Linked DNA regions of Homo sapiens: region 1 is linked to region 2. Evidence: chromatin loops called from intact Hi-C (ENCODE). Cell type or tissue: B cell. All regions are shown on one strand. Links, peaks and the distances in the headings refer to the core of each region. The heading gives the core; the rest is flanking DNA. Region 1 overlaps ZBTB44 (zinc finger and BTB domain containing 44). Region 2 overlaps ZBTB44 (zinc finger and BTB domain containing 44).

The links. Peaks named below come from ENCODE experiments on the same cell type or tissue, not always from the same donor. Only the 100,000 strongest peaks of a DNase experiment are listed, where the experiment ranks them.
Region 1: a loop joins it to region 2, with 14 times the contacts of the local background. A loop is called at or near these places in 6 of 110 quality-filtered maps.

Annotation. Positions count from the first base shown.
Region 1 is chr11:130,307,859-130,310,780 of GRCh38, forward strand. The region is part of intron 1 of ZBTB44 (zinc finger and BTB domain containing 44); the gene reads right to left. It also overlaps the pseudogene RN7SL778P. Among named protein-coding and RNA genes, the nearest start is that of ZBTB44, 5.6 kb to the right of the region's middle. In B cell, for the core only: no CTCF peak of the experiment used is centred there; no DNase peak of the experiment used is centred there.
Region 2 is chr11:130,241,760-130,244,681 of GRCh38, forward strand. The region is part of intron 2 of ZBTB44 (zinc finger and BTB domain containing 44); the gene reads right to left. Among named protein-coding and RNA genes, the nearest start is that of ZBTB44, 72 kb to the right of the region's middle. In B cell, for the core only: no CTCF peak of the experiment used is centred there; no DNase peak of the experiment used is centred there; H3K27ac peaks cover 476 bases.

The sequences.
Region 1 (2,922 bases), core at 308-2,807, 66 kb after region 2:
GTGACTACAGGTGCATGCCACCACACTTGGCTAATTTTTGTATTTTTAGTAGAGACAGGGTTTCACTATATTGGTCAGGCTGGTCTCGAGCTCCTGACCTTAGGTGAGCCACCCGCCTCCGCCTCCCAAAGTACTGGGATTACAGGCATGAGCCACCGTGCGCAACCCTGTAATACCATATTTTTACTGCACCTTTTCTAGGTTTAGATATGCTTAGATATACATATACTTTCCACTGCATTACAAAAGCCTACAGCATTCAGTACAGTAACATGCTGTACAGATACGTGGCCTAGGAGCAACAGGCTATACCATATAACCTAGATGTAGAGTAGGCCATACCATCAAGTTTTGTCTAAGTACACTTTATGATGTTCATACAATGACACAATCGCCTAACGACGCATTTCTCAGAACATATCCCCGTTGCAATCTCTGAGGTTGTTACAGCATCAGTCATGTAGTTCCGTATTCATGGTGACTGAAAATTTATTCAATTTTTATGACTTGTTACATTTAGTTGTGAGGTGGAGCAAAGCAGCTAAGTGCTAACTCTAAACAGCCTTGAATTTGAAACCTGGGTCGGCCACTTATTGTGATACTCTAGGCAAGTCATTTAATGCTTTTAGATACCAGTTTCCTTACTGCAAAATAAGATACTAGTAGCAATGTCAAAGTGTTAATGTGAGATTTAAATAAGATAATGTATAAAATGTTTAGCACAGCTGGCATACAGAAAGGGCATAACAAATGTTAGCATTATTATCAACACTGTATTAGTTCATTCAGCCTACACAACAGGTTCTAGCTGCTACATGGCTACACATACCCATGCAACTGTTTATAGTATTCTTCTTCATCACCTTATATGTTCTAAGAACCTTGGGTAGTGTATGTATTTTACTGAGATTAAAGACAGAATGAGGGTGAATGGGTCCAAGTGCAAGCATTCTCCATCTTCCCACTCCACTCCCTAATGGAACTAGATGTTCACTCTGTTATTGAAAGCAGTGATTGTGGAGTCCTAGTAAGGGAAAAGGAGTCAGGCGGGTGGGAAAAGGGTACAGCAAAAAGAAAAAGCAGATAAGGTATAAGTCTGCCTTTCTTCATGGTCCAAGACACACAGCCCTCTTGCACAAATAACTCACAAGCTTTCTGCACTCAACTTATCACCAGACTCTCAGCTGACAGAAAAATGCAAGTTAGCTCACTGCAACCTTGGCCTTATCAGTACTGCACATAGCCCTCTCTGCAGCACACAGCAGAAGCATCATCCTGTAACATGCCCAGCAAGCCATTGTCTCCTGGCAGTCAGCTTCTCTCTTGCTGATCTGCCCGTTGCACCCTTGCAACCAACCTACTTTCATACTTTCTCTAATAAATCTGCCCTTCTTTACCTACAATTGCCTTGGTAATTCCTTTACCACCTGCAACGCCAGCCTCAGCTAGTGTGACCTATGACAGTGAGGATGAACACAGGAAAACACACTACAGGCACAGTTTTGCTTTTCAGCACTTGGTTGACAGGAGGCTGATAAACTGCCTAATTGTGCTCTGCTTACTTTAGATGAACACTGCTCCCTCTTAAAACTTCATTTGAGATCACATAATTATGAATTTATATCAAATTTGGTCCAACCCAAACAAAATGTGTTATCTCCACTGATCACATATCCAAATGCCTTTTTATCTGTACATAGCATATTTATGCCAGTTTTGTTGTAGATGGAGTCACCTGGGCGCAGTGGCTCACGTCTGTAATTCCAGCACTTTAGGAGGCCAGGATTACACTTCAGGAGGCCGAGGCAGGTGAATCACTTGAGGTCAGGAGCTCGAGACCAGCCTGGACAACATGGTGAAACCCCATCTCTACTAATACAAAAATTAGCTGGGCGTGGTGGTACATGCCTGTAATCCCAGCTACTAGGGAGGCTGAGGCAGGAGAATCGCTTGAACCCAGGGGGCAGAGGTGGATTGCAGTGAGCTGAGATCGAGCCACTGCATTCCAGCCTGGGCAACAGAGGGCGACTGCATCTCAAAAAAAAAAAAAAAAAGTTAAAAAAGTAGATGGAGTCATAAAACCTCTACCAACTACCTGCCTCTTTAAAGACATGATTTAAGTAAAAGCTACAGTTCTATTTTTATGGAATTTTTATTTAAAAATATGGTATCTAGGCCTACGGCTACAGGCTTACATGTGTAATCTTAGCACTTTGGGAGGCCAAGGCAGCAGGATCACTTGAGCTCAGGAGTTTGAGAGATCAGCCTGGACAACATAATGAGAATCTATCACTATTTTAAATCACTATTTAAGAAAAAGAGCTGGGCGCAGTGGTGTGTGCCTGTAGTCCCAGCTACTCAAGAGGCTGAGGCAGGAAGATCCCTTGAGCCCAGAAGTTCTGGACTGTAGTATCCTATGCCGATTGGGTGTCTGCACTAAATTAGGCATCAACATGGTGACCTCCAGGGAGTGAGGGACCACCAGGTTGCCTAATGAGAGAAGTGGCCCAGGTCAGAAACAGAGCAGGTCAAAACTCCCGTGCTTATCAGTAGTAGGATCACATCTGTGAATAGCCACTGCACTCCAGCCTGAGCAACACAGTAAATCCCCCGTCTTTAAAAAAAAAAAAAAGTAAGCATGGAATCCACTTCTCTGCTAACTTCTAAAAACTAGTCTTAGTTCTCTTTGCCAGAGGAAGCAGAATCTAATTTTAAAATTTAAAAGTACTTCTATGTGGCTTCACATAACATAATTTGTCTATTGCTAATTCTTCTGAGCTTGATGTGAGAATGTAGTAGATACTAAAAGGAGTATGGTAAAGGTAAACAATACTTCATCTTTAAAAACTAATTTTAATGAGGTTTATCCAAATATAGTTTTTTTTTGTTTTGTTTTGCTTTTGAGATGGAGTCCCGCTTTGT
Region 2 (2,922 bases), core at 319-2,818:
ATCTTTCCCTGTCTGAAATTATCTTATGAAAAGTATCATGTTTTGTGCCTTATGTTTTTTCTTTAACCCATTGGAGTTGACTTTGTGACCGAATGTCATGAAAGGTCTGCCTTCTCTGCTCTGCAGTGCCTCCTGTGTTGTATGTCATGTATAAATACATAGGTCTGTTTTCGGGTTTTCTATTAGTTCCATCTGCTTATCTGTCCTTGTATTAATGCCAATCTTTAGTTACTGTAGCTTTATAATAAATCTTGCTATCAAGTAGAGAAAGTTCTCTGCCCTTGTTCATTTGCTTTCTGAACATTCTGGCTATTTTTTGACTTCTGCATTCCTGTATACATTTGAGAATCAGCTTGCTGAATACAAGTGGAAATAAATATTCCATTTCTCCCCTTCTATTTGTTTAGAAGTTACACAATATTTTCCTATTTCTTTGTATTGGTTGCCTTAGAAATTAGAGATATACTTTGTTTACCAAAGTCTAAAGTTAAAACCTTTACTTCCTTCTGGATAATACAAAGATCCTAGAAGCTTTAACTCCATTTCCCACCACTTCCATCCTGCCATTTACAAATTGTCTGATATTTTACTTCTTTGTTCTGATTAAGCCCCACAAACATTATCATATATACATGTTCTCACATTTACCTCTGCCTTTGCTGTTCATTCTTGCAAATGAAACCACTCATCTATGCTCACTTCACTTCTGCCAAAAGTCCATTCTTTATAACTTTTTTGGCAATGATTTGCTGATGATCAATTCTTTTTGTTTGAAAACATATTTATTTTCAAATATAAATATTTCATTTATATATTTTTCAAATATAATTCATTCTTGAAAGACATTTTTACCCTGTGTAGAAATCTAGACTGGGAGCTATTTTCTTTCAGCACACTGAGGATATCATCCCACTGGTTTCTGGTGGTGGTAAAAAGTCATATTCTTTTGAAGGTAATGTCTTTTTACATTTTTTTCCCTGAATTTTCTCTACAATGTATCTAGGTCTGTGTTTCTTTTTACTATTCCTGTTTGGGACTGGTGTCTTTCATCAAATCTGGAAAATTCTCAGCCAACCTCTCCTCTCTCTTTAGAGCTTCCATCAAACCTACATTTGTTGTCTTCCGCACCCTTCTCCTCTTTGCTACTGCAGTTTCCACCACTGTGTCTCTCTCTGTGTAGCACTGAAGTAATTTCTTCTAGTTTATCTTTTAATTTCCTAATTCTCTTCTGTTGAGTGCAATGTGCTGCCAAAATGTTCACGGAGATTTTAATTTTGGTTATCATTTTTCTTTTCTAAAAGTCCCATTTGGTACTCCTTAAATCTGCTATGTCACTTTTTATAGTTTACTGTTCTCTGCAATTATTGTTCATGTTTATTTTGTTAAATACAGTAAGCATATTTACTTTATATCTGTGCTTGAAAACTACGCCAAGTGGCAATGCCAATATATTTCTGCTGCATTTAAAAAACACATTTTTTTTTTCCTGTTGGTTCTCTCTCTGCCTTGTTTTCTTGAGTGCTCTGGTAATTTTTCGACTGGTTATTGCCCTTGAAAATTATTTGTAGGAAATTGAGTTGCTGAGGTCAGGATACATAATGCCCTTTTCCAGAGAAGTTTTATGTTTGCTTCTGCTAGGTTCCTGGGCAGCATTAGCTATATGAGATTCACTGTTTGAGATTCCTTGGCCTACCCACTCAAAGTCTGTGTTGTAACAATTTGTAAGTGGTCTAGCAGTAACTTCTCAGGGATGTGTTTTCCTCTCTTTTTCCTTTTCTAGTCCGCTCATTGCCAAGGCAGGTTTTTCTACAGTCCCCTGGAGTTTGGAGGACAGGGAGCAGGTTTAGTTCTGACAGTACAATCCCAAAGGACAATGCACATGAGCATGCTTTTCTCCACAGTATATACTTAGGAATGGAAGTGGTATATGTGTAGGAATGGAGCCGCTAGGTCACTGAATACATTTATCTTCAACCTTATTAGAAAATACTAAATTCTTTTCTAAAATGATTGTACTAAATTTACATCACTGCTAGCAGTATATCAGAGTTGTGTTGCTCCATATCCTTACCAACACTTGGTATTGCAGGATTTTTAAATTATTACCAATCAGGAACGTGTTACAATACACACATTAAGCAGGGAGCAGGTTTAGTTCTAATGTAAACCTGCTCCCTGCTTAACGTGTGGGGCAACTTTTCTAAGACTTTACAACTTTTACACACTCTGAGCTTTCAGTTTCATTTCTCCTGCTCTTTGAGTTGATCAACCAAAGCCCATTTGTGTTTTGGCAAATGTCTTAAAGGCAAAACTGATTTTAGTGCTCTGATGATCTACTTACCTCCCTGGGCCAGGCTTTCTCCCCTAATTTAACCTTGCAGTTCCTTGGCCATCTTTTCAGCTTTTCAAACAGTTTAAAAGTGAATTTTTAAAAACTTAAAATTTGTTGTTTGTGGTGGGACAGTAGACTCAAACAACCTAGCTTATTCTCATTAGGTAATGAACTCTTTACTGAACACAAACCAGCTGTGTTGCACCAAATGAACAAATCTGAGCCTCTGAGAATTTCGGTCTTTTAATAGCAAACAAGCTTTTGGTTATAATATTTTAATGAAAATGAAAATGTGGCCGGGTGCAGTGGCTCATGCCTGTAATCCCAGCACTTTGGGAGGCCGACGTGGGTGGATCACAAGGTCAGGAGATCCAGACCATCCTGGCTAACACGGTGAAACCCCATCTCTACTAAAAGTACAAAAAATTAGCCGGGCGTGGTGGCGGGTGCCTGTAGTCCCAGCTACTCGGGAGGCTGAGGCAGGAGAATGGCGTGAACATGGGAGGCAGAGCTTGCAGTGAGCCAAGATTGCGCCACTGCACTCCAGCCTGGGCGACAGAGAGAGACTCTGTCTGGAAAAAAAAAAAAAA